6 separate regions of the Homo sapiens genome follow, and regions 1, 2, 3, 5 and 6 are each linked to region 4. Evidence: chromatin contacts called from ENCODE Hi-C or POLR2A ChIA-PET data. All regions are on one chromosome and are shown on one strand. The core of a region is the stretch at or near the end of the contact, and the rest is flanking DNA. Distances in the headings are between cores, read along the strand shown.

Evidence for each region. A loop is a pair of places that touch in the nucleus more often than their neighbours do. ChIA-PET counts read pairs that join two places held with the same protein, here RNA polymerase II (POLR2A). Pooled maps may share reads with other maps.
Region 1: a map of PC-3 shows a loop between it and region 4 (3-fold over the local background). The contact joins the enhancer-like site here to the promoter of NFKBIZ in region 4. A Hi-C loop is called at or near these places in 7 of 168 maps with a recorded cell type or tissue (PC-3, endothelial cell of umbilical vein, left colon and 4 more) and 16 of 50 pooled maps. POLR2A ChIA-PET finds 5 or more read pairs at or near these places in 20 of 52 experiments (A549, AG04449, AG04450 and 14 more).
Region 2: a map of endothelial cell of umbilical vein shows a loop between it and region 4 (2.9-fold over the local background). The contact joins the enhancer-like site here to the promoter of NFKBIZ in region 4. A Hi-C loop is called at or near these places in 3 of 168 maps with a recorded cell type or tissue (PC-3, endothelial cell of umbilical vein and mammary epithelial cell), 4 of 37 single-sample maps with no recorded cell type and 8 of 50 pooled maps. POLR2A ChIA-PET finds 5 or more read pairs at or near these places in 15 of 52 experiments (A549, AG04449, AG04450 and 12 more).
Region 3: a map of GM12878 shows a loop between it and region 4 (2.8-fold over the local background). The contact joins the enhancer-like site here to the promoter of NFKBIZ in region 4. A Hi-C loop is called at or near these places in 3 of 168 maps with a recorded cell type or tissue (B cell, CD14-positive monocyte and GM12878), 21 of 37 single-sample maps with no recorded cell type and 10 of 50 pooled maps. POLR2A ChIA-PET finds 5 or more read pairs at or near these places in 7 of 52 experiments (GM10248, GM12878, activated B cell and 4 more).
Region 5: a pooled map shows a loop between it and region 4 (3-fold over the local background). The contact joins the enhancer-like site here to the promoter of NFKBIZ in region 4. A Hi-C loop is called at or near these places in 2 of 37 single-sample maps with no recorded cell type and 7 of 50 pooled maps. POLR2A ChIA-PET finds 5 or more read pairs at or near these places in 2 of 52 experiments (GM10248 and WTC11).
Region 6: a map of GM12878 shows a loop between it and region 4 (2.6-fold over the local background). The contact joins the enhancer-like site here to the promoter of NFKBIZ in region 4. A Hi-C loop is called at or near these places in 5 of 168 maps with a recorded cell type or tissue (B cell, CD4-positive, alpha-beta memory T cell, GM12878 and 2 more), 28 of 37 single-sample maps with no recorded cell type and 15 of 50 pooled maps. POLR2A ChIA-PET finds 5 or more read pairs at or near these places in 17 of 52 experiments (A549, AG04450, B cell and 13 more).

The regions. Positions count from the first base shown.
Region 1 is chr3:102,087,988-102,092,042 of GRCh38, forward strand. No RefSeq gene overlaps it. Among named protein-coding and RNA genes, the nearest start is that of RDUR, 150 kb to the left of the region's middle. Within about 2 kb of position 2,069, at least 5 of the 41 ENCODE cell types and tissues checked have a DNase peak (open chromatin) inside an H3K27ac peak, as active enhancers do; they include PC-3, where a contact is called at or near this core.
Region 2 is chr3:102,005,749-102,009,800 of GRCh38, forward strand. No RefSeq gene overlaps it. Among named protein-coding and RNA genes, the nearest start is that of RDUR, 67 kb to the left of the region's middle. Within about 2 kb of position 1,568, at least 8 of the 41 ENCODE cell types and tissues checked have a DNase peak (open chromatin) inside an H3K27ac peak, as active enhancers do; they include PC-3, endothelial cell of umbilical vein and mammary epithelial cell, where a contact is called at or near this core.
Region 3 is chr3:102,036,127-102,040,482 of GRCh38, forward strand. No RefSeq gene overlaps it. Among named protein-coding and RNA genes, the nearest start is that of RDUR, 97 kb to the left of the region's middle. Within about 2 kb of position 2,650, at least 4 of the 41 ENCODE cell types and tissues checked have a DNase peak (open chromatin) inside an H3K27ac peak, as active enhancers do; they include B cell, CD14-positive monocyte and GM12878, where a contact is called at or near this core.
Region 4 is chr3:101,847,159-101,851,561 of GRCh38, forward strand. It overlaps NFKBIZ (NFKB inhibitor zeta), which reads left to right and starts at 2,356. Exons shown (of 12, transcript NM_031419.4): 1 at 2,356-2,759. The coding sequence starts at 2,471. RefSeq lists enhancers at 1,415-2,252, 2,047-2,341 and silencers at 1,835-3,034, 2,083-2,254.
Region 5 is chr3:101,699,298-101,703,488 of GRCh38, forward strand. LOC124906262 (endogenous retrovirus group K member 5 Gag polyprotein) reads left to right here. Exons shown (of 3, transcript XM_047449415.1): 3 at 1-4,191. Among named protein-coding and RNA genes, the nearest start is that of RPL24, 15 kb to the left of the region's middle. RefSeq lists enhancers at 202-961, 1,722-2,481, 2,482-3,240, 3,304-4,191. Within about 2 kb of position 1,967, at least 3 of the 41 ENCODE cell types and tissues checked have a DNase peak (open chromatin) inside an H3K27ac peak, as active enhancers do.
Region 6 is chr3:102,056,832-102,061,238 of GRCh38, forward strand. No RefSeq gene overlaps it. Among named protein-coding and RNA genes, the nearest start is that of RDUR, 120 kb to the left of the region's middle. Within about 2 kb of position 2,885, at least 3 of the 41 ENCODE cell types and tissues checked have a DNase peak (open chromatin) inside an H3K27ac peak, as active enhancers do; they include B cell and GM12878, where a contact is called at or near this core.

The sequences.
Region 1 (4,055 bases), core at 819-3,318, 240 kb after region 4:
TGGTCTCCCAAAGTGCTGGGATTACAGGCATGAGCCACTGTGCCTGGCCGATTTTTACTGTTAATAAACAGAGATGCACTGAACTTCTTTTTTAAATATTATACATCAGTGCTTTTTTATTTTTAAGTATTAGATTATCAAATGAAATGTGTCATCAGATTACATTTCAAAAAGGCTATAGCAAATCACAGGCCAAGTGACAGTATGCAGGAATCCTTTTTATATACACACTACCCATCAAAGATTACTGTACAATTTTTGCCACTCTGATTTGAAAGTAGTGGTATGTCATATTGCTATATTTTCCTGTCAGATGTGATGCAAGGGGCATCTTTTCATGTTTTTGAAAATTTATTTATGTCAGCTCATGCAAAAAACCATCTGAGATTGATTAAAGACATAAATGAAAAAACATAGTGAAAATATTCAAAGAAATTTCAGAGAAAGTTTGTTTCACCATGTGTGAGGAAGACATTCTTAACTATAAATAAAGATGGATAAACTTGACTAGATTAAAATTTTGCTTTTTTTTTAAGTTCTGATTGAGCAAATGATACCATAAGCAAAGTTAAGACAAATGATGGACTGGCAAAAATATCTACAAAACATAAAATAGACATGATGAATTGATATAAAAATCAAGCTATCTTATAGAAAAGCAGGCAAAGGCCAAAAACAGAAGAAAATGTGTGGCATCTTCCTTCCTATTAGCAGTATAATTCTCCAGGTTATTTTTAGATGTACACACAAACAGAGGCCTGTAAGCTCAGGACCAATCTTTTCAAGAGAATTCGTTCAGACAGAGCTTACTTTGACTTGGGGACTACAGGTCAGCTGCTCTGGAATTCAGAGGCCACATCTCTGTAACACAATGGAAGTTACAAATAGTCTAATACATTTTGTCTACCTAGACCCAAGAATAATGTCCTTGTATTATGTGGGCTGGCATTCATACACCTAACTTCTCTTGGCCTGCATCATTTATCTGATTCTTCCCAATATATTGGATTAGGCAATTTCTAAACTTTATAAACCCTTTTATTGTGTGTGTAGTTCACCCCATCATATCAGCCACCAGGTAGAACCCCCAAGGTATCACAAGTCTGTGCAATTTATTTTGATATCTTAAAAGCATTAAAAAAATCTCATCTCACACAGAACATAAAACAGATATATTGCAATGCAGTGATGCCAGATGGGTTAACATTTATATTTCTTTTCTACTCAATGCTCCATGGTGAAAATAATAGTATTTCTTTATCCTTGTTTGTACTGTCTGAATGCCATAAATTACGGCTCTGCTCCAAAGCTGGTGCTTTATAAAGCCATAATCTGTTCACACACAAATAAAATGTCTTTCTGTATTTGGCCTTTGGACATAACTTCAGTGGGGGGAGAATTTATGAGCTATCAGATCCATGAGCTGCATCAGGTGTGCCAGAAGTTATGTTGATATGGCACATGAACTTAGATTCAAATCTAAGTTTAAGGTTTTAATGGGCCAGTTAAGTACAAACACTGGGGCCTGGTTTTCCTTCCCCATTGAACGAACCACTTTTTGCATAGGAATCTATTTATTTTAAATGTAAGTATAGAGAGGGAATAGCCTCAGAGGCAAGTGCTCACTGGGAGAGGAGAGAGGGGATCGATTCTTCTTTTGTAGTTGCTGCCGTTAAACTCCAGATGAAAAGATGCCTAGTGACATGAAGCTGTGAAAATGCCTTCAGACAATGTTTTAGAGCCTGAGATAAACAGTAATGGGACACAGCTAATTAGCTATTAAAACAATTGAATGGATTTCATTGAATTTTTACCAAATGGCAGAAACTGTTAGCTCTGAAGATTTTTTTCAGTAGCATAGGTTCAAACTTAAATGCATTAAAAACAGGTAATGCAGATTTAAAAAGACAAGTGATGCTCTCTTTACAGGATGTACTTTATGTTCAGGTCATGAGATTATATGAATTGTCCGTGGATAGTCTCATAACCCATAGTTTACAAGAATTTAGTGTATTGTGTAGTTAACGGCTGACTGCCTGTGCGGTCCAGTATTTTTATGGTCCTGAGAAAAGCATAGGTTTCTCTGTGAAGCAGTTGTGGAAAGGTTGTAAAGTGACCTCAACTGACTGCTGAGTCGTCTATTGACGTCAAGAACATTTTATAGTCTGGTGTTTGGTGTATTTTTAGACTCTAAAATCATGGCTGATATATTTAATAGCATCAGTCTTTGACTCATGGATTTATTGTTTAACTCTTACCATTTGCTTTTAACAGAGAAATAGCTATAGAATGACAAAACTCTTCCACTTTTTCAAGTGCATTTTTACCCATACAAGAGGCCATTAAGCATTCTGTTCACATGCTGTGAAAGTAAGGGGCTTTAGTACTTAATTTGGAGAGGAAATGTGATTGAGGACAAAGCGCAGGACCTGGACTCTTACTGTGCACGTGCAATTTGTTAGCTGTGTAACACTGAGGAAGAGACTTAGGATCTCTAGGCATCAATTTTCTCCTCTGTGAAATGGAGATAGTAATATCTGCATCATTTGGAATGCTATCTGTGTTAAGAAGCCTAGTCTCAGAAAACCCAGTTTCAAATGGGCTTAAGCAACGGGTAAGTTTATTATCTCATGTAATTAATTGGAAACCCAGAAATAGCGTGGGTTTCTGGTGCAGAACAATCAGTGGCTCAAATGTCATTGGTGACACAGGATATTTCCACGTCTTCCTTTGCCAGATATAGATGTCATCTCCAGCTGCTTCCCTTTGTAATTATAAGGTGGTTGCCAGTGACAATAGAGATGAATGCTTTCTAGTTCTGTCTAGCTGAAGACAGAAAGAAATTTCCAACCTTCCAGTCTGGAATATAAATCCTTCGCTTCATTGATTGGGTTAACTTAGGTCCTGTATTAACTCTTCATCCTACCCCAGACACAATCAGAGGAATTCATTGCTCCTATTGACTCATCATCTGAGAATGGAACACAGAAGTTCACAGTGTCCGTGGTGCTTTCCATAGCACTTTACAGAGTAGTTGTGAGGGCTAATTTAGACGCACAACATGTGGTACATACAGGGTATTCCGTTAATGGTAATTACTACCAATTCTATTATTATTACCACTCGGTGAGTGTTGGCTCACTCACTGGTGCATTGGGCTCCATAGTTTACCCTGTTTGACCTGAATATGGTGGTAAAGGCGACAAGCTCACAAATTTGCCTCCTATTTGAGTCACTGAATTTTGTACAGAGGAAACAATCTTTAAAAAGCCTATTTATGTCTTAGCTACAGTGCTAAGCCCCATAAGACGTCTTACACATTTTGCCCCTGTTTACAAGGAAACCCAAGCAAGAGGCCATGAACAAGTCAGGACAAACCCATCATCACTGTGGAAAAAAATTTAGGTAATTAATTTTTAAAAACTTTATAAGAAATACCACCAATTAAAGGACATAACTTTTAAAAAGTGAATTCTTAACTGATGTAAATGGGTAAATAAGTCAGTTTTGCATTTTAAGAACACATACTCCGGTGCCAACTAAGTAATGCTTCCTCCACGTGGAAGTACTACTAAACCATGTGCTTAGATTAGACTTAATGTTAAAAAGTTTTTTTTTTCCCCTCAAATCATTAGACTCTGAAAAAGCACAGAATTTCAAGTGTTGACCAAATTCTTCTAAACTCATATTTAAACTTGTTAGACCAAGCCAGGTATGTTTGAGCATGTAAACAATTCATATGAATCCCTTCTTTTTCTAAAGGGAGTGGTCTATATAATGAACAGGTCTAAGTGTCCAAATTGTTCTTGGAAAAAAACAGTGTACCAAGAGTCAGGAGTAGGGAACAGATGACACTGTTAAACAGGATAATTTGAAGATAAATTAATAAAGGGAGTACTAACAAAGTTGTGGGCAGGGGGGAGAAAAACCAAAAGAGATTGTGCAGTGCAGTAGTCTAGAGTCAGTAAAGGCCAGAGCAGAGGAGTTACGTCTGCAGGCCTATGTCCCTCTAGCTTGTACCCAGGTTCCTCATTGGCTGAGCTCATCTGAAGCCA
Region 2 (4,052 bases), core at 318-2,817, 160 kb after region 4:
GAGTTGGTGCAGTAGTGGTGGATGACAATGACATGCAGATCTAGGCTAGCTGCTCATGTGTCCTTTTTGAACTCTCTGGCTTTGTTCATGCTAAATCCCAGATGTGGCACTTGCACATTTTAATGGCCTGCTTCTGGTTCCATCTGACCTTATGATTTTGTGGATCTGACAGCTCATGATCAGTAGTTCTGGCCACTTGTCCACTTAATGTCCCACGAACAAGCTATTCATCTCTACTAGAGTTCAGTGGAACAGCAGAATCTGTCATTTGTAAGCTGAGTAATTCTCCACTGCAGGGAGCATAATCTTGCTCTCTCATTAGTGTTTGTCATAAACTTTGCACAACATCTTTCCCCACTAATGATGTCTCTAATGCAATAATGACTACTGGTTATATAATTTAAAAAGCAGGGCCACTTGTACCAGAATCTAGTCCTATTTCATAGCTTTTCTCTGCTCGAGGTCCTACTCAAAGCTGGAAGCCTTTCATGTATCCTAGTGAATGGGTAGAACCAATATCTTAGATATGCAATACACTATCTCCAGAACTTGAACAAGTCTATTAAGGGTTGTATTCCTTCTTGGTGGGAGGTGCAAAGTACAAGAATCTGTCCTCTACTTCGGAGGTAACATCATGGCATACTTCAGGCCACTAGCCCCCTAAAAAATTTATTGATGTGACAGGCCCCTGAATATTTGTAGGATTTATCCTCTACCCTCTGTTGCTCTGATGGATGCCTAGGTGATCCGGTAAATGTATATAGTCAATATCCACTGTTATCCATTCTAGGTAAATGTGAAGTGTTTGTGAACTTTTAATTTTGATAGAGTCGGAAAATAATGCATTTATTAGATATATTTTAGTAACATTTATGGAACATTCCTTCATTTTACTACTTGTCAAAAATGTTAATTCTTATATTCATAAGTCTTATTTGTAATTTCTATATTGGTCCACTCATCTTTTTGCTAAATTTAGGGCAGATATATACTTCTTGAATTCCTGTAACATTATTTTATGCTTTGATACCTGGTAAGGCATGTTTCCCCACACCATTTATATATTTCTTTCTAAAAAAGGTTTTTGGTTATTTTTGCAAATTTTTTATTCCACAAACACTTTGAGATTAGTTTGAAAAGTTCCAAAAAAGAAAGCTGTGGTGGAAATTTTGCTGGGATTAGACTAACTTTATAGATGATTTTACTGTTGAACAAATGACTCAAAGAATATGAATATATGAACATAAAAACTTAGAGGAAGTTTGAGTCATAGACACACTGATAATTTCTGATAGAAGTAAATAGACAAAACTCTATCTTTAAATAAATGTTCTAAAACTCAGCAGCCATATTTTTTTCCCTCTGATGGGGACAACCTTCTTCATGAGCTACAAAGGACATTTGCCCACAGTTTCTATTGAGGGGCTTTCTTAGCACTGTTTCTGGGTATTTTTTTCATTTTATAATTGTGTTTAACAGGTCATGTAGAGGATTCAGAAACAAAATATGTAATGGACACAGTAATGAGGCACTTAAATTCTCCCTCAGGAGTGAAGCTCTTACCAAGTTCTGGGAGTACTGCCAGCAAATAACCCTCAGCTTTCAGTCCACACTGCGGGAAATGCCTCAGCTGAAGTCACTTCTCTCAAGAGCAAGCTCCCTGCTCAAGGAAGCTGAAACCCAAACATAATGTTGAATAAAAACAATAAAAGCAGACATTTTTACCCTGTTCCCAATTTTAGGGAGAAAACATTTAATATTTTGCCATTAAGAAAACACAAGCTTTTTGTTTTCTTAATGCCTAATTATGCATTATGCCTAATAAAGGCATAGATGTCTTTATTAGATTGTAGAATGTCCATTCTATTCCTAGTTTGTGGAAAGGTTTTTTCCTTCTTTTCAATCATGAACAGATTTTTGTGTTTGGTTAATATTTTGCTTTTTCTTGATAATATAATTTTTCTCCTTTAATCTATAATTTAGTGCGATACATTGGACATTCTTTTTTTTTTTTGAGACAGAGTCTCACTCTGTCGCCCAGGCTGGAATGCAGTGGTGTGATCACTGCTCACTGCAACCTCCACCTCCCAGGTTCAAGCGATTCTCCTGCCTCAGCCTCCTGAGTAGCTGGGATTACAGGCGCATGCCATCACACCTGGCTAATTTTTGTATTTTTAGTAGAGACAGGGTTTCAAGACCAGGCTGGTCTTGAACCCCTGACCTCGTGATCCGCCTGCCTCAGCCTCCCAAAGTGCTGAGATTACAGCCGTGAGCCACCGTGCCCTGTCTGGACATTCTGATAATGTTAAGCCAAACTTGATTTTTTGGAATAAATCCTTTAATCATGATGCATTTTAAAAAATGTAATGCTTTAATTGATTTACTAATGTTTAAGTTTTTTAAAATCTAGATAAGTTAGCCAGTGTCTTTTTCCTCTTTAAAAAGTCTTTGTTGCTGGGAGGAGCCAAGATGGCTGAATAGGAACAGCTCTGGTCTACAGCTCCCAACGTGAGCGACACAGAAGACGGGTGATTTCTGCATTTCCAACTGAGGTGCCAGGTTCATCTCACTGGGGTGTGCCAGACAGTGGGTGCAGGACAGTGGGTGCAGCGCACTGTGCATGAGCTGAAGCAGGGTGAGGCATCGCCTCACCCAGAAAGCGCAAGGGGTCAGGGAATTCCCTTTCCTAGTCAAAGAAAGGGGTGACAGATGGCACCTGGAAAATCGGGTCACTCCCACCCTAATACTGCGCTTTCCCAATGGGCTTAAAAAACAGCACACCGGGAGATTATATCCCGCACATGGCTCAGAGGGTCCTCCGCCCACGGAGTCTCGCTCATTGCTAGCACAGCAGTCTGAGATCAAACTGCAAGGCAGCAGCGAGGCTGGGGCAGGGGCGCCTGCCATTGCCGAGACTTGATTAGGTAAACAAAGTGGCCTGGAAACTCGAACTGGGTGGAGCCCACCACAGCTCAAGAAGGTCTGCCTGCCTTTGTAGGCTCCACTTCTGGGGGCAGGGCACAGACAAACAAAAAGACAGCAGTAACCTCTGCAGACTTAAGTGTCCCTATCTGACAGCTTTGAAGAGAGTAGTGGTTCTCCCAGAACACAGCTTGAGATCTGAGAACGGGTAGACTGCCTCCTCAAGCAGGTCCCTGACCCCCAAGTAGCCTAACTGGGAGGCACCCCCCAGTAGGGGCGGACTGACACCTCACACGGCCAGGTACTCCTCTGAGACAAAACTTCCAGAGGAACGATCAGGCAGCAGCATTTGTGGTTCACCAATATCTGCTGTTCTGCAGCCACTGCTGCTGATACCCAGGCAAACAGGGTCTGGAGTGGACCTCTAGCAAACTCCAACAGACTTGCAGCTGAGGGTCCTGTCTGTTAGAAGGAAAACTAACAAACAGGAAGGACATCCACACCAAAAACCCTTCTGCACATCACCATTGTCAAAGACCAAAGGTAGATAAAACCACAAAGATGGGGAAAAAATAGAGCAGAAAAGCTGGAAACTCTAAAAATCAGAGTGCCTCTCCTCCTTCAAAGGAACGCAGCTCCTCACCAGCAATGGAACAAAGCTGGATGGAGAATGACTTTGACGAGTTGAGAGAAGACTTCAGACGATCAAACTACTACGAGCTACAGGAGGAAGTTTGAATCAATGGCAAAGAAATTAAAAACTTTAAAAAAAATAGATGAATGGATAACTAGAATAACCAATGCAGAGAAGTCCTTAAGGACCTGATGGAGCTGAAAACCAAGGCATGAGAGCTACGTGACAAATGCAGAAGCCTCAGTAGCTGATGCGATCAACTGGAAGAAAGGGTATCCGTGATGGAAGAGGAAATGAATGAAATGAAGCGAGAAGAGAAGTTTAGAGAAAAAAGAATAAAAAGAAACGAACAAAGCCTCCAAGAAATATGGGACTATGTGAAAAGACCAAATCTGTGTCTGATTGGTGTACCTGAAAGTGACGGGGAGAATGGAACCAAGTTGGAAAACAGTCTGCAGGATATTATCCAGGAGAACTTCCCCAATCTAGCAAGGCA
Region 3 (4,356 bases), core at 1,400-3,899, 190 kb after region 4:
AACTTCTGTAGGGATCCTTAGCAGTACCGAAGGTGTTGGTCACTAAGCTGTACCTAGTGCACGGATGTGGGGAGTTGTGCTTCTGTGACTGTAGAAGAAAGAGTGGGGGAAAAAGGGAAGTTAAACCCTATCCTTCAGTTAACTAGAGAAGGGAAACTAGAAATTGATGAGAAGAGCAAGTATCAAAAAGATGCTAAGAGAGCCTGAATCTCTAGATCCTTGATTTGGTCATAATTCCAAAGAAAGGACTTAAATGTGTTGAATTTGAGAAGTTATTAAGATTTGGTGTTGACACTATAAGTTAAGTATTAATGAAAAAGTTACCAAGTATTGCATTTTAATATTCTTTTTTTCTTTTAAATTGCTAGCCAGAAATCACCTTTGAAATATGTGTTCTGTATAATAATTAAGCATTTATTTTAAAATAGAGCTCTGTTTTATTGTACCAGATAAGGAAGCACACTTATTTCCATCTCAGTAAACTGTACCTGAAACGTGGTTAGTGAACTGAAAATCAAGACCATTACTTCATCTTGCTGAGATATTTTTGGAGCTAATTATCAACAAGTCTTATAATTTTAGGTTATCACATTTGATATCCATGATATCTAGGTCCCTATGGAAGCTATGGAAGTTCTTGATAAATGGGTTAAGTAGCAAAGAGATAAGAATGAGCCCTGTGTCAAGCCACTGGGCAACTAACTCAGGTGGGCACAGATTCTGAGCCTGGGGAGTTTAGTCATTCAACTCTACGTTAAACCACTGAACGCCACTAGCATTTAGCCTCTACTTCTTCACTGGTATTCATGGAGATTATGAAAGATGAAATGTATTATAAACTCTAAATACACAATAGTTATGGAGTTCTGCTCTTATACTTAGTTGAATTCTCAAAAATGGAAATGAACTCAGCCTCATATAATGTGTTCTTAGTGCATCCACGATGTCTTCTAGTGACCTATCATTTCCCCTTCTTAAGTTCACAAGCTATCTGTTTATTAATGTCGTGGATAATATTTTATTTCTTTTTCTTTTTTTCTAGACACAAGGTCTCACTGTGTTGTTCAGGCTGGTCTTGAACTCCTGGACTCAACTGATCTGCCCACCATGGCCTCTCAAAGTGGTGGGATTACAGGCATGAGACATTGTGCTCAGCCTGCCTTTGATAATATTTTCATTATTTGAGTTTGTGAAATCTAACTTCATTCTTCTTTTGAAAACGGAGACCTTAATTTGCTTTTCGTCAGTTACCTGGCACAGCTAGCCTTCTCTGCATTTCTTTAAAGATTCTTGAGATTCTTTCCTGTCTCACTCTCTCAAAGAAAATAAGTATAAGTGAATTACCACTAAGTACAAAGAACATTAAATTTAAACTTGCATGTTTCTAATGGGAATTACCATTTCCAAAGCAATGAGTGTGTGTGACTGTGTGTTTATGTTCATGTCAACATAAATATGTGTTTATGTTGGAGAAAAGTTTACGGCAGAAGAAGGTACCAGTGGCTTACTTTTATTCTCCCATGGTGTCTGAGGACCAGGAAAGAGTTAGAGAAACAAGCCTCCATAAACGCAACATATGGAGTTAGAACCTCACTATGTTGAGCTTGCTTTTAACTTTATTTTCTACTTCTAGTTCTTATTGGCCAGAGTATAGGCTTTTAATGGGGAAGACTTATAGACCGAAAGAAATCAAGAATCTGCTGCCTTCATAGAACTCATTTCTACATTGCAAATCCTGAGTATGTTGACTTCAAGACCAATTAAAACAAAACCAAATTAAATAAACAAAAACAGCTCCAAACGCCAATGGTTATTTCAGACCACAGAGGGGTAAATAAAAGCTTGAATGCTTAAAACCATTGGTTTTGATAAAAGTTATTAGAATTGATGATGCCTCTGCCAAAAATTCACAGTGCCATTGGCTGATATGGCTTTCCCCCCAATTAAAGCTTTCATCTTTAAATGATCTGTGAATAGACAAGACCACATAGTTTATACTTGTTGAAAATGCTACCACATTCCCTTTTTTTTTGGACAAGGTCCTGCTCTGTGGCCCAGACTGGAGTGCAGTGGTATGACCATAGCTCACTGCAGCCTTGAACTCCTAGGCTCATGAGATTTCTTCATCGGCCTCCAGAGTAGCTAGGACTACAGGCCCAAACTAGCACACTGGGCTAATTTTTAAGTTTTTTTTTTTTCTAGAGAGAGTGTCTCACTATGGTGCCCAGACTGGTCTTAAACTCTTGGCCCCAAGATATCCTCACCTCAGCCCTCAGCCTCCCAAAGTGTTGGGATTACAGGCATGAACCACCATGCTTAGCCCCACATTTCTTTTTTCTTTCTTTGTTTCTTTTTTTTTTTTTTTTTTTAACCTTTGTAAGCTTGACATTGTAAAGATTCTTCTAAATTAAGCTATGAGGTTTGCTATTTTGGGCACCCTTCTCGGCAAGCCCATGCCTTGTGACATTACTTCTGCTTTGTTTACCAATAGTGTGTGTCAGGGCTGCTGGTTGTGGCAAACTCAGCCACAAGAGAAGAAGCTGAGAGAACTTTATCTCTCTCACTTGAAGGCACCAACATACTGGAAGGGGAATCTGGAAGATCCGGTGGTCATAAGACATATCATTTATGCATGGTAACTTCTCTCCTAATGAAGTTTAGCAACTAAGATTGTTTCTGGTTTCAGTCTGAAAGAAGGTTCCTATTCATGAAGTACTTCTTGTGTGAAACGGCACACAGTCATCATTTACTTCACAGCTGAACTTTGGTATGAGCTGCTTAACTGCTTTCTTTGACAATAGTTTTTAACCTATTTGCATATTTCCATCAGATTAATCTTTCCAAATCATGGTTCTGATTGTCAGGATAATGATGTATCTACAACTCCTGCCCAAGATAGAATTTCCTTCCTTCCTTCCTTCTTTCCTTCTTTCCTTCCTTCCTTCCTTCCTTCCTTCCTCCCTTCCTCCCTGTCTTTTCTTTCTTTCTTGGAGTCTTGCTTCTTTGCCTAGGCTGGAGTGCAGTGGTGTGATCTCAGCTCACTGCAACCTCTGCCTGCCAGGTTCAAGTGATTCTCCCACCTCAGCCTCTCAAGTAGCTGGGACTACAGGTGCATGCCACCATGCCTGGCTAATTTTTGTATTTTTAATAGAGATGGGGGTTTCACCATGTTGGCTAGATTGGTCCTGAACTCTTGACTTCAAGTGATCTGTCTGCCTTGGCCTCTCAAAGTGCTGAGATTATAGTCTTGAGCCACCACACCAGGCAGAATTTGCTTTCTATCTGGAAGAGTGAAGGAAAAAAAATCATATTTCTACTTTATCATCATTGAATATTTTCTTAATTGGAAAAAGCCTTACAGATAAATATTACTCCTTGGCAAAGAAAGCAATTGCCATTATAATACATCTTCGGGAGAGGGATATCCAAACTAATACTCAATTTACCAGGTAATCTCAAATTTTGTTCAGTTGACATTTGTTGAAATTATTTTACTATTGTCTACTTCATGTTTTCAGTCTGGCACAGAGGAATCACAGTATAAACACAATGTAGATTATATGTACAACTGAACAACAGATGTTAGGTAAACTTGTATTTTCAACATTCCATAAAGTTATCCTGAGATAACCATTTTTTAAAAATTAAAATTATTATAGTATGTAGTCTATTCACTTGTGACATAAAGAGCTAGTGCTCACCAAACATTGTATGTGTTTCCATTTATTTTCTAGCCTCTTTTGCCTTTCAGTTGGGGCCACATGCCTAGTTCTGGCCAGTGAATAATAAGTGGAAGAGGGGGCGGTTCCAAGATGGCCAAGTAGGAACAGTTCCAGTCTACAGCTCCCAGCACGAGCAATGCAGAAGACAGATGATTTCTGCATTTCCAACTGAGGTACCAGGTTCATCTCACTGGGGATTGTCAGACAGTGGGTGCAGGACAGTGGGTGCAGTGCACCAAGTGTGAGCCGAAGCAGTGTGAGGCATTGCCTCACCCGGGAAGCACAAGGGGTCAGGGAATTCCCTTTCCTAGCCAAGAAAAGGGGTGACAGACGGCACCTGGAAAATCAGGTCACTCCCACCCATATACTGCACTTTTCCGATGGTCTTAGCAAATGGCACACCAGGAGATTATATCCCGCACCTAGCTTGGAGGGTCCTATGGCCACGAAGCCTCGCTTGTTGCTAGCACAGCAGTCTGAGATCAAACTACAAGGCGGCAGTGAGGCTGGGGGAGGGGAACACGCCATTGCTGAGGCTTGAGCAGGTAAACAAAGTGGCCAGGAAGCTTGAACTGGGTGGAGCCCACCGCAGCTCAAGGAGGCCTGCTTGCCTCTGCAGACTCCACCTCTGGGG
Region 4 (4,403 bases), core at 1,106-3,605:
CACTCTCACAGACATACCCCAAAATGATGTTGTACCAGCTGCCTGGGCATGCCTTAATCCAGTCGAATTGACACATCAAATTAACCATCACACTCAACATCTTATTTGGAGCATCTTTTAAATGATTTTGGTTTCCAAGGAATTGCAATTACTGAAGTCTTGTGTTTTCCACAGATAAACCAAGGGATTTGTTTTCTTTTTTATTTTTTAAAGTTATCAAAAAGTTGGAGGGAGAGGCAGCAAGAAGTTTTAGGGAAATACACTTGTGAGAAACAAGGAAATACAGTCATGCATTGCTTAACGATGCTACATTCTGAGAAATGTGTCGTTAAGTGATTTTGTCGTTGTTTGAACATTATGGAATGCACTTGCACAAACCTAGATAGTCTAGCCTGCTAGTCACCTAGGCTCTGTGGTATAGTCTATTGCTCCTGGTCTATAAACCTGCACAGCATGTTACTGTACTGAATACTGTAGGCAACTGTAACACAGAGGTATTTGTCTATCTAAACATATGGAAACATAGAAAAGAAACAGTAAAAATATGGTATTACAGTCTTACAGGACCACCATTGTACATGGAGTTCATTATTGACTTAAACATCATTTTGTGGGGTATGGCTGTATTTACTTTGGACCTACCCCCACCAGGGTCTTATGCCACCTACTAATACTGAGTAACAATCCAAACTCATCGTGTCCCCCCCTTCGTCCTAAAACCCAAACATTCTGCTCTGTGATCCCTTGTGATCTGGAGCTGGTGGCCCTGTTCACCTGGTCGTGGCTCCAAGCCATGGCCTGACTGGGGACCCTTTCATTTCTCCCCCCCTCCAAAAGAGCGAGACCTGTGGGTTCTGCCCTAGCAATGCTGCCCAGCTCTGCTTTCTGTCAATTTACTTTCTCCTTTCCCACTGTATCTGCCCCAGTGCCCAGTCATTTCTCTCCTGGGCTACTGCAGTGGATCCTAATGGCCTCTGGGCTCCTCATCTTCTCTCAACTGCTTGCAGATTAATTTTGCCTACCTAAAATTCATGTTTTCTCAATGTTTATTAAATAAAATTCCAGTGTCTCAGCTGCTGGAGGTGCTCCACCCAAAGGCACCAAGTTATCTTTTATATTTAATGCCATCTTCTCCTCTTGACAATCGTAAAAGGGGACTATACACTCTAATATGAACCCTCTCCTTAATTCTTTGCTCTTGTTCTTTCTGTAAATGCTGTGGGCCCCAATCCCACCCATCCTTTAGGACCTATCTTAAATGCCACCACCCCTGCAAAGATTTTCCTCCTGACCTCCTTTTTCCTCTACCAGACCTGTTGTTTCTCCTTTTAGGTGGCTCACTGAACTTTGTATCCCTCGTGTTATTTAATCATAATCGGTTTATTTAAACATAGCATGTGTGTACTTAACCTTATCATTCCCGCATTTTTTGCTAGTTGGACTTGAACAAATAGTTGTATAAATCCATTGGAAAAAAGTATTCAAGATAGGAAAGGCCAAAATTACTGTGTTAGTTTATCAGATAGTGTAAAGCTATGCAGAATTTTAAAAGTTATATCTACATATACTACAGCACCTACATGTTTGTGTATTATTTTGCTAAGATGGCTTTGTTCTAGTATTGAAGGATACAGAAGTGTGGCATTACTTTTTATTCATGGCTGCACCTAAAACATTATTTGCGTCCCAGCAGATAATTTGAGAACATAAAAATGCTCCAACATCTCTTTCAGTTCGGGATGTTGCCTAAAACCGTCGACAAACGCTATGTTTGAGAAGGGAGGCTACGCTGGGGCGCCGGAGGAGACAGGCCCTTAAGAACCTTCCAGAGATGCCTTAACTGGGCTAACAGCTCGCCGCGCCGGGGCAGGCAGAGGGGTGCGGGGCGCGCTCCTTCCAGGACTTGCCAGTCCCCAAGAACCAGGCCAACCGGTTCCCTCCACTGACTCCCGCCTCCCTCTGCAGGCCCAGCCCTGCGCCGCGCGCCCTCTCCCCGGGCGCCCAGGCCCGGCGGGGGCCTAGAGGGCAGGGATGGCCCGGGCGAGGGACGGGGTCCCGGAGGCGGGAGGCGGGAGGCGGGAGGCGGGAAGCGGGAGGCTGGAAGCCGCGCGCTGTCGGGGTTTCCCGGTGAAGGGCAGGCAAACAACCGGTCGGTCTGGGCGGAGCCGGGCGGGCGGGGCGAGGGCGGAGGGCGGAGGGCGCATTGCCTCATCCTGTACATTTTACTGGAAATCGGACGCATCCGGAGGAGGGGCTGGGAGGCGGCCCGGGCACCGCCAATGGCCGGGCCGGGCGCCGGGGAGGTCGGCGAGCGCTGCGGCCCGTTAAATACCCTGGCAGTCCCGCGCCGCGCCCGTACTGGCCCGCGCCGTCCGCCCGCCGACAGCTCCCTGAGCCAGCCCGGGAGGCAGCCGCGCGCAGCGAGCCGGTGGCGCAGGTGTCGGGGTCCTCGAGCGCCCAGCCTGGGAGCATGATTGTGGACAAGCTGCTGGACGACAGCCGCGGCGGAGAGGGGCTGCGGGACGCGGCGGGCGGCTGCGGCCTCATGACCAGCCCGCTCAACCTGAGCTACTTCTACGGCGCGTCGCCGCCCGCCGCCGCCCCGGGCGCCTGCGACGCCAGCTGCTCGGTCTTGGGCCCCTCGGCGCCCGGCTCGCCCGGCTCCGACTCCTCCGACTTCTCCTCTGCCTCGTCGGTGTCCTCCTGCGGCGCCGTGGAGTCCCGGTCGAGAGGCGGCGCCCGCGCCGAGCGCCAGCCAGGTACCCGCCGGCCCCGCACCGCTGCGTACTCGGGGCGCGCACGCCTAGGAGGTTGGGAGCGGGACTCCCCAGATGGAGGGTGGCCCCTGCGCCCTCCTTAGAGCTAGGACGTACGCACCTTAGCCATCAATTACCACTCCCCGCCTTGCCCGGGCCGGGCGCCTGCCTGACCTACACGCCCTTCGCCGGCCCGCGGAACCGGCTCCCTCCCGCGGGCCTCGGGGGGGCTTCAGAAACCGCTCGGCCGAGCTCTGACTGCCGGGCGAGTGACCAGGAGATCGCTCGCTCTCTAAGAAGCAGCTTTGTTGAGTCATAATTAATAAACTATGATGAGATTTGGGGTCTGATGTAGGTGTAATTTTCTTCTTGTGAATATTTTAGTGGAAAGCTGTAGCAGAGGATAAGGGTTTGGGAATAGCGTTAAAGGTCATGACTTATTTCTCAGTTTTTATGGAATTTTTCAGTAAAAAGACTTGACCGTCAAAGAAAAGGAAACTGCTGTTATCAAGGTGAAGCCGGGCTGAAAACCAACTCAAGTTATGCCTTTAGTTTGGCGAGTTTCGGAAGTCTGCCCGGAATTTTTGCGGTCTTGTTTTTGTTGTGTGTGCCTTAAAAAAAATGGATAAGCCATATCTAGCAGAGAAAGACGTAATGTTATCTTTCATGGGCTGCGAATTGGTTTCCTTTCTTAGTGAACCGAGTTGCATAATTTGGGGGAAAACAGGATGCCCCTGTGGGTAGGCTAGAAAAACGCCTCGATAATTGAACGTTGAGAGTAATTAGCATGATTTTAAAGAACGTCTCTTTCCGGTGTTTCCCACTCTTAGCCACTCCTGTTTTGGTTGTCATTTATTTTAAAAAGTGATATCTCATTTTCATTTTAAGTCATTTAAAATCATGCGAAAAGCGATTTAAACCACTGCGTAGCAGATCCAGAAAGAATATGTGTTTAGGACCTTTTCTTACCCACTTGGCCTTCATCTGGCTGAAACTGTTCTGCTGGTCCCTTGGTTTACCACACAGCCACAGGGGATTTCTGAAACTGCATTTTTTTCTTTCTGTGACGTTGGATTATGAACTGCTGTCATTCCAGAAAAATGCTGTGTTAGATTCTGGCAATTCTGGTATCTCTTGAAATCCCTAAACTTAAAAATAAAGCCAACTAATGTTTCACTTACCCTATCATTGAACTGTTTATCTCATGTATTTATGATAGATACAGATGTTCAAATTATGCGTTGTTTCTTGCCCCATCTTATTTTTGTACACTTGATGGAGCGGCTGAATTATTCATTTCCTGACTTTGTGAATTTGTGTTCAACACACATACTAAGAGGTTGTGACATAATAGTGATCAGAAGTGGAGTACTGTACTTGTATACCAAATGCTAAAGTGTATTTCAAAGTTTAAAAGTGAAACAAGCATATTTCCTTTTTACTTAGAAGACCTGTGTAAGTAATTCCAAAAACAGTCAATGAGGGGAAATCCTGTGTGCATATGTAGAAATGTGTTTAAGCTCAGTGAATTTAAGCAGCTTTTTTGGCACAGTTGAATTGAAGGAAATAATAAGACATAAATCTAAGACGTTGTTAATTGTCAGGTTTTCGTACATAGAGATCTTTGAAAGAAGTTGTTTTGTGCCT
Region 5 (4,191 bases), core at 717-3,216, 150 kb before region 4:
TCTGTGTCCGTGGACTGACCGTGGGAGGCCTCGCCATCCATCCATATTTTGACTGAAGTATTAAAAGGCATTTTAAATAGATCCAAAAGATTCATTTTTACCTTAATTGCAGTGATTATGGGATTAATTGCAGTCACAGCTACGGCTGCTGTGGCAGGAGTTGCATTGCACTCTTCTGTTCAGTCGGTAAACTTTGTTAATGATTGGCAAAAGAATTCTACAAGATTGTGGAATTCACAATCTAGTATTGATCAAAAATTGGCAAATCAAATTAATGATCTTAGACAAACTGTCATTTGGATGGGAGACAGACTCATGAGCTTAGAACATTGTTTCCAGTTACAGTGTGACTGGAATACGTCAGATTTTTGTATTACACCCCAAATTTATAATGAGTCTGAGCATCACTGGGACATGGTTAGACGCCATCTACAGGGAAGAGAAGATAATCTCACTTTAGACATTTCCAAATTAAAATAACAAATTTTCGAAGCATCAAAAGCCCATTTAAATTTGATGCCAGGAACTGAGGCAATTGCAGGAGTTGCTGATGGCCTCGCAAATCTTAACCCTGTCACTTGGGTTAAGACCATCGGAAGTACTATGATTATAAATCTCATATTAATCCTTGTGTGCCTGTTTTGTCTGTTGTTAGTCTGCAGGTGTACCCAACAGCTCCGAAGAGACAGCGACCATCGAGAACGGGCCATGATGACGATGGCGGTTTTGTCGAAAAGAAAAGGGGGAAATGTGGGGAAAAGCAAGAGAGATCAGATTGTTACTGTGTCTGTGTAGAAAGAAGTAGACATAGGAGACTCCATTTTGTTCTGTACTAAGAAAAATTCTTCTGCCTTGAGATTCTGTTAATCTATGACCTTACCCCCAACCCCGTGCTCTCTGAAACAGGTGCTGTGTCAAACTCAGGGTTAAATGGATTAAGGGTTGTGCAAGATGTGCTTTGTTAAACAAATGCTTGAAGGCAGCATGCTCCTTAAGAGTCATCACCACTCCCTAATCTCAAGTACCCAGGGACACAAAAACTGCGGAAGGCCGCAGGGACCTCTGCCTAGGAAAGCCAGGTATTGTCCAAGGTTTCTCCCCATGTGATAGTCTGAAATATGGCCTCATGGGAAGGGAAAGACCTGACCGTCCCCCAGCCCGACACCCGTAAAGGGTCTGTGCTGAGGAGGATTAGTATAAGAGGAAGGCATTCCTCTTGCAGTTGAGACAAGAGGAAGGCATCTGTCTCCTGCCCGTCCCTGGGCAATGGAATGTCTCGGTATAAAACCCGATTGTACGTTCCATCTACTGAGATAGGAAGAAAACGCCTTAGGGCTGGAGGTGGGACATGCAGGCAGCAATACTGCTTTGTAAAGCATTGAGATGTTTATGTGTATGCATATCTAAAAGCACAGCACTTGATTCTTTACCTTGTCTATGATGCAAAGACCTTTGTTCACGTGTTTGTCTGCTGACCCTCTCCCCACTATTGTCTTGTGACCATGACACATCCCCCTCTCAGAGAAACACCCACGAATGATCAATAAATACTAAGGGAACTCAGAGACGGCGCGGATCCTCCATATGCTGAACGCTGGTTCCCTGGGTCCCCTTATTTCTTTCTCTATACTTTGTCTCTGTGTCTTTTTCTTTTCCAAGTCTCTCATTCCACCTTAAGAGAAACACTCACAGGTGTGGAGGGGCAACCCATCCCTTCAGAGGTGGGTGGATCACCTGAGGTCAGGAGTTCAAGACAAGCCTGGCCAACATGGTGAAACCCCATCTCTACTAAAAATACAAAATTAGCCAGGTGTGGTGGCAGGTGTCTGTAGTCCCAGCTACTTGGGAGGCTGACGAGAATCGCTTGAACCTGGGAGGGGGAGGTTTCAGTGAGCCGAGATTGCACCACTGCACTCCAGCCTGGGGGACAGAGTGAAACTCTGTCTCAAAAAAACAACAAAAAACCCCACCTATAGACAGGACTAGCTACATAAATAACTTGCAGGGCTCAGTGTAAAATGAAAGTGTGAGGTCCCTTTTTCAAAGACGTAGAAGGCCGGGTGCGGTGGCTCATGCCTGTAATCCCAGCACTTTGGGAGGCTGAGGCAGGCAGGTTATGAGGTCAGGAGTTCGAGACAGCCTGACCAATATGGTGAAACCCCATCTCTACTAAAAATACAAAAATTAGCTGGGTGTGGTAGCGGGCGCCTGTAGTCCCAGCTACTCAGGAGGCTGAGGCAGAAGAATTACTTGAACCCAGGAGACGGAGGTTGCAGTGAGCTGAGATCGTGCCACTGCACTCTCCAGCCTCCTCGGTGACAGAGCGAGACTCTGTCTCAAAAAAAAAAAAAAAAACAGAAAAAGGTGCTATTAAAGATACCAAAATATAAGGCACTTTCCTTTATTCTGCAATCTGTCTCTCCACTTTTCATAGTATTTTTTCATTTGTTATTTAACATCATGTTTTGTCAGGTGAGGACATTTACTCAGCCAGTGCAGCACTCACTGGTATCCAGGGGCCATAGGTGATTTGACGCACCCACATGGCCCACCAGCTGTTGAGTTCCACCTCCAGCCAGCCACTGGACCAACATGCAGTGCCCTGGCTGGGGGCAGGAAAGTCTAACAAACCATTTCATTCCACTGTCCTCCTGGCCAAACCCACAGAGGACAGGTAAACCCCCTTGTATGTGTTTTGTACTTGGATCTGGGGTGGGCATCAAGTCACTTGCAGAATGTATGATGGTGCTGCCAGCTTGGGGGAAGGAGGAGGGCAGCAGTAGTATTGGAGGGGAGGGGAAAGATAGGCCATTGTCAGGGAACTGCAGACTCAGCCCGTGGAGGCAGCTGGGGAAGCAGCAGAAAGCGGTACTGCACGTTAGCTGAGACACCAAGCCCTAGGCACATGCTCTATTATTCTCTTGTACTACTTCACTGATAAAACACAAAATTAAAGATAGAATTAGACTTTCAAGACAGCAACAGCAGAAAATTAAACCCCAAGTATGGGACCCTCCTTAGCACAGTGCCGTATGCAACTGCACTGGTCACACAACTTGAAGCTGGCTCTGCCTTTAGATTACAAGAAATTTGGGCAGGGTGTGGCAGTTCATGCCTGTAATCCCAGCACTTTGGGAGGACAAAGCCAGAGGATAGCTTGAGGCCAGGAATTTGAGACCAGACTGGTCAACCTAGAGAGACTCTGTTTCTACAAAATCTAAAAAAAAAATTAGCTGGGCATGGTGGTGCATGCCTGCAGTCTCAGCTACTTGGGAGGCTGAGGTGGGAGGATCGCTTGATCTCAGGAGTTTGAGGCTGCAGTGACACGTGATTGTACCACTGCACTCCAGCCTGGGTGACAGAGCAAGATCCTGTCTCAGAAAAAAAAAAGAAAAAATTTTAGTGACTTTGTTAACCAGTTACAATGTATGGATTTCATTTAAGCCCTGCTTAAATGGACCTGGGGTAATTAGAGTACTTATTGGATTTTTGTTATTAAGATTTACTGTTAATTTTTTAGGTTTTATGATTGTACTGTGGTTATTTTTTAGTTATTTTTTCAAAGTACATACTAAATATATTTACAGATGAAAGAACATGTCTGAGTCAGGCATGATGGCTCACGCTTGTAATGTCAGCACTTTGGGAGGCTGAGGTGGCTGGATCACTTCAGGTCAGGAGTCTGAGACCAGCCTGACCAACATGGTGAATCCCTGTCTCTACTAAAAAAATACAAAATCAGCCAGGTGTGATGGTGCATATCTGTAATCCCAGCTACTTGGGAGGCTGGGGCAGGAGAATTGCTTGAACCCAGGAAGTGGAAGTTGCAGTGAGCCGTGATCACGCCATTGTACTCCAGCCTGGGCAACAAGAGAAATTCTGTCTCAAAAAAAAAAAAAAGAAATAACATATTTAAGATTTGCTTTAAAATAATCTGAAGGCAGAGTTAGTGGGTGTGATAATTAATATTAGATATCAAATTGATTGGATTGACAGATGCCTAGATGCTGAATCATTGTTTCTAGGTGTGTCTGTGAGGGTGTTTCCGGAGGAGATTTACTTGTGAGTCAGTGGACTGAGAGGGAAGGACTCACCCTGAAGGTGGACAGGCACCATGCAATCAGCTGGCCCAACTAGGACAAAGCAGGCAGAAGAAGGGGGATACTCAGCTCATACTGCTTTATTTCTCTT
Region 6 (4,407 bases), core at 1,635-4,134, 210 kb after region 4:
ATACTGGATAATTTATAAAGAAAAGGGGTTTAACTGATTCATGGTTCCGTAGGCTGTTCAGGAAGCATGGCAGCATCTGCTTCTGGGAAGACCTCAGGAAACTTACAGTTGTGATAGAAGGCAAAGCTGGAGCAGGCATCTTCAAATGGCCAGAGCAGGAGAAAGGGAGAATGGGGAAGGTGCCACACACTTTTAAACAACCAGATCTCATAAGAACTCTATCATGAGAATAGCACCAAAGGGAGGGTTCTAAACTATTCATGAGAACTCCACCCCCATGATCCTGTCACCTCCCACTAGGCCTCTCCTCCAACGCTGGAGGTTACAATTTGACATGAGATTTGGGAGGGACACAGATCCAAACCATAACAGATATATACCCAGAAGTGGAATGGCTGGATCATATGGTAATTCTATTTTTAATTATTTTTTTGAGATGGAGTTTTGCTCTTGTCACCCAGGCTGGAGTGCAATGGCTCAATCTTGGCTCACTGCAACCTCTGCCTCCCTGGTTCAAGCGAGTCTCCTGTCTCAGCCTCCCAAGTAGCTGGGATTACAGGGGCCCACCACCATGCCCAGTTAATTTTTGTATTTTTAGTTGAGATGGGGTTTCATCATGTTGGCCAAGCTTGTCTTGAACTTGTGACCTCAGGTGATCCACTTGCCTTAGCCTTCCAAAGTGCTGGGATTACAGGGATGAGCCACTGTGCCTGGCCTTATTTTTAATTTTTGAGAAATTATCTTAATGTTTTCCACAGTGGCAGCACCATTTTTACATTAGTACCAACAGTACACAAAGGTTCCATTTCCTCTACATCCTTTCCAACACTTGTTTTATTTATTTATTTATTTATTTATTTTTGATAGTAACCTTCCTAATGAATGTGCTAGAAGTGGTTTTGAGTCAAGAGAAACTCTGCCTAAAATATCAGATAGGTTTTTTTGTGTTTTGGACCTCTCTGCCTCAAGGGTTAAATATAATACAAGAGAGGCATTTATTATCCTTTGCTATTTTAATAAAAACATCAATGTTCATAGAGAAAGCACAGTTGATTAGAAAAAATAAGCTCAGATCTTTGTCCAAGTCAGCAATGCTTACTTGAAACCAGGAGGTTCCACCACAAAACCACAACCTATGAACTACCTTCCTCCTAAAGGCACCTTCCCTTAGGTGCAGTCACAGTATCTAAGAGGAACTAAGAAGGTGTTAGGGTGTTAACCTTAGAGATCTGACTTTATAAAGTATTAGCAATTGTCAAACTCCCCAACTACACTAAGAGTTTCTGGAGGACAGGGGTTGTTCCTGTAAATCTCTCCTGGCATTGTGCAGGGTTCAGAGAAACACATTCAATAAATACATGTTTGGTGCCTGCTATGTACAAGTCACTCATCCTGGGAGTCACTGGGGATATGGCAGTGAACAAAATAAACAAAAATCTCTGTTCTTAAGGACCTTAGAGTATAGTGGTAGAGACCTATTATAAATACAAGGTGTATATGAAATAGCTGATGAATACTATGAAAAAAAGCAGAAAAGAAGAGTAGTAAGTGGCAGGAGAGGGATGGTTGCAATTTCAAAAAGATTTAAGGAAGGCTCACTGAGTTGTGGCATTTGGCCAAAGACCCAAAGGAAGCAAGGGAGTGAGGCACACTGATGGCTTCTAGGGCAAAAGTGTTCTTGGTTGAGAGAACAGCAGTGCCAAAATCCTGAGGTGGGAGTGTGTCTGATGCATTGGAGAACAGAAAGAAGACAAGTGTGTTCAGTATAGAGTGGATGGGAGGGAGGAGAAAAGGTCAGGTACCTAACAGGGAGTCAGACTGCACAGGGTCTTTCAGCCATTGAAAGACCTTTGGTTTGGGAAGCCTTTAGGGAGGGGAGAGGGTAGAACAAAAGAAAGGCAGGATCTGGCCTACATTTATATGGGTCACTCTGGCCACTGTGTTGAGCATAGAGTTTGGGGGCAAAGTTCTGAAGGAAATCCTAAAAAGATATTTATTTGTTAATGGGAGTGGAGTTCATGATGTTTGGAGTTGAGAGTTGTATGAAGGGTGGGCAGGGTTGACAGCCTGCACAATATGGACTACACAGATTCCAAAGATGCCATGCCCATGGGCAAGCTGTTCATGGGTAACTCTGGTAATAAGGCCATGCTCTAGAAAGAGTACAACATGATGTCTGGTATGGGCTTGGGACCTGTGGGGCGGTACCTGCTGTCTGCTTTGGGGTTGAGGCAGTCAGTCCCTCAGAGGTCCTGTGCTACAGTTCGGATATTTGGCCCTCCAAGCTGCAGGTTGAAATCTGATCCCCAGTGTTGGAAGTGGGGCCTAATGAGACATGTTTGGGTCATGGAGGTGGATCCCTTACGAATGGTTTGGTGCTGTCCTCTCCGTAATGAGTGAGTTCCCTTCTCACTCTAGTAGTTCTCTGGAGAGCTGATTATTAAAAAGAGTCTGGCACCTCCTCTTCTCTCTCTCTTGCTTCCTCTTACCATGTATTCTGCCTGTGCCAGCTCCCTTTCCCTTTCTGCCATGAGTAGAGGCAGCTTGAGGCCCTCACCAGGTGCAGACGCTGGCTCCATGCTTCTTGTACAGTTTACAGAATTGTGAGCCAAGTAAACCGGTTTTCTTTATAAATTATCCAGCCTCAGGTATTCCTCTATAGCAAAACAAATGGACTAAGACCCCCCTGTGATTGGAGCAACTTGTTGAGGCTAGCTAGTAAAGGGGACAACTGCCCACGGAGGAGTTCTTTCTTCCTGAGTGAATGGGTCAGACTCGTTTTTAAAAAATTTCTGTGGTGCTCATGTCTGAGGGAATTTGAGCAAAATGTCATGGGCAGCAGACCACAGCTGGGTGGTTCCCACTAGAGAAATTCTACTTTATTCCTTCATTAGTACTAATGAAACTCACTCTGTGAAAGGAAATCACATGACGAGACCACAGCTGTTTCACCGAAAGTGCCACTAACTTGAGCTGTAAAGCTGTTCATAACCTTTAACCTGGAGCTGAGGCTTCAATAAAATAAGCCCCAAATAAACAACCAAAGAAGTAATTGCACAGACATGTTTCAAATTTAACACTGAGAATTTATAACCTAAAATGATCCAAGTGTTCAAGAAGAAAGTAATAGCTAAACAAATCACAAAAAAATATATATATAAAATAAGAAGATGGAATGCCACAGAGACATTAGAAATAAAATCTCTGGGGGTTCTTTTGGTGAAATGAAAAGTACCTAAGAGGGCCGGGCACGGTGACTCACGCCTGTAATCCCAGCACTTTGGGAGGCCGAGGCGAGTGGATCATGAGGTCAAGAGATCGAGACCATCCTGGCCAACACGGTGAAACCCGTCTCTACTAAAAATACAAAAATTAGCTGGACGTGGTGGCACATGCCTGTAGTCCCAGCTACTCAGGAGGCTGAGGCAGGAGAATCGCTTGAACTGGGAGGTGTAGGTTGCAGTGAGCGGAGATCACGCCACTGCACTCCACCCTGGTAACAGAGCCAGACTTCATCTCAAAAAAAAAAAAAAAAAAGTACATGAGATTATTTAGGTGAATAATGTAAAACAAAAAATTGAATGTTTGTATAATTATACCTATTATCTCAAATATGTGTACTCACTGGCAGATGGATTTAGAGAAATAGAGTTTATAAATGAATTTGGAGAAATAAAAATTGAGCTTAAACTCACGGGTTGTTTTATGTAAAGTGATTAGATTGTAAACATAAATATAAAAAATAAAGTCTTCAGAGGAGATGGGGGAGGTAGGCAGCTTCAGTGCAGAATAAGGCTGCTGACTCTCCGTCCTTATACACTACTTAGACTGTTAGTACTCTTCAGTAAAGTGTATTTATCTTTATTACTTTTCAAATAGAACAAGTTTACCTTTTATTATGAAAATAATGTATTATTATTATTTTAATTCAAAGAGTACAGGAACACTTAAAAGAGAAAGTACAACTAACCATGAATCTTACCATCTATGGTGATTCATATTTTAAATATCAGAAAAAAGGCACCTATGCCTCATCTTCCTCATTAATATGGCCTATTCACTATGTGCTGAGAAGACTAAGGAAGAAGCAGATAAGGCGAGAGCCCTTGATTATTAGCCTTGAAAGCCCACCAGAATAGGAGGGAATATTCCCAGGTTGCTGTGTACTTGGTCACTGATGACTCATCTCTGTCCCAAAGGCCATGTGCAGCTCTGTCAGCTCTATGAACAGCCCTACCACTGGATTTCAGAATGAAAGATTAGAAAGCCACCTTTGTGTGCCTTCTTTGTAAGCAAACTTATATATTTACATTGTGGAAAAGTGGTGCCAAGTTTAATGAGTTAAATTCCTCTGTTTAGTAAAGATAGTGACATATAAGAATATACTTTTTTTCCTCCAAGGGGCTC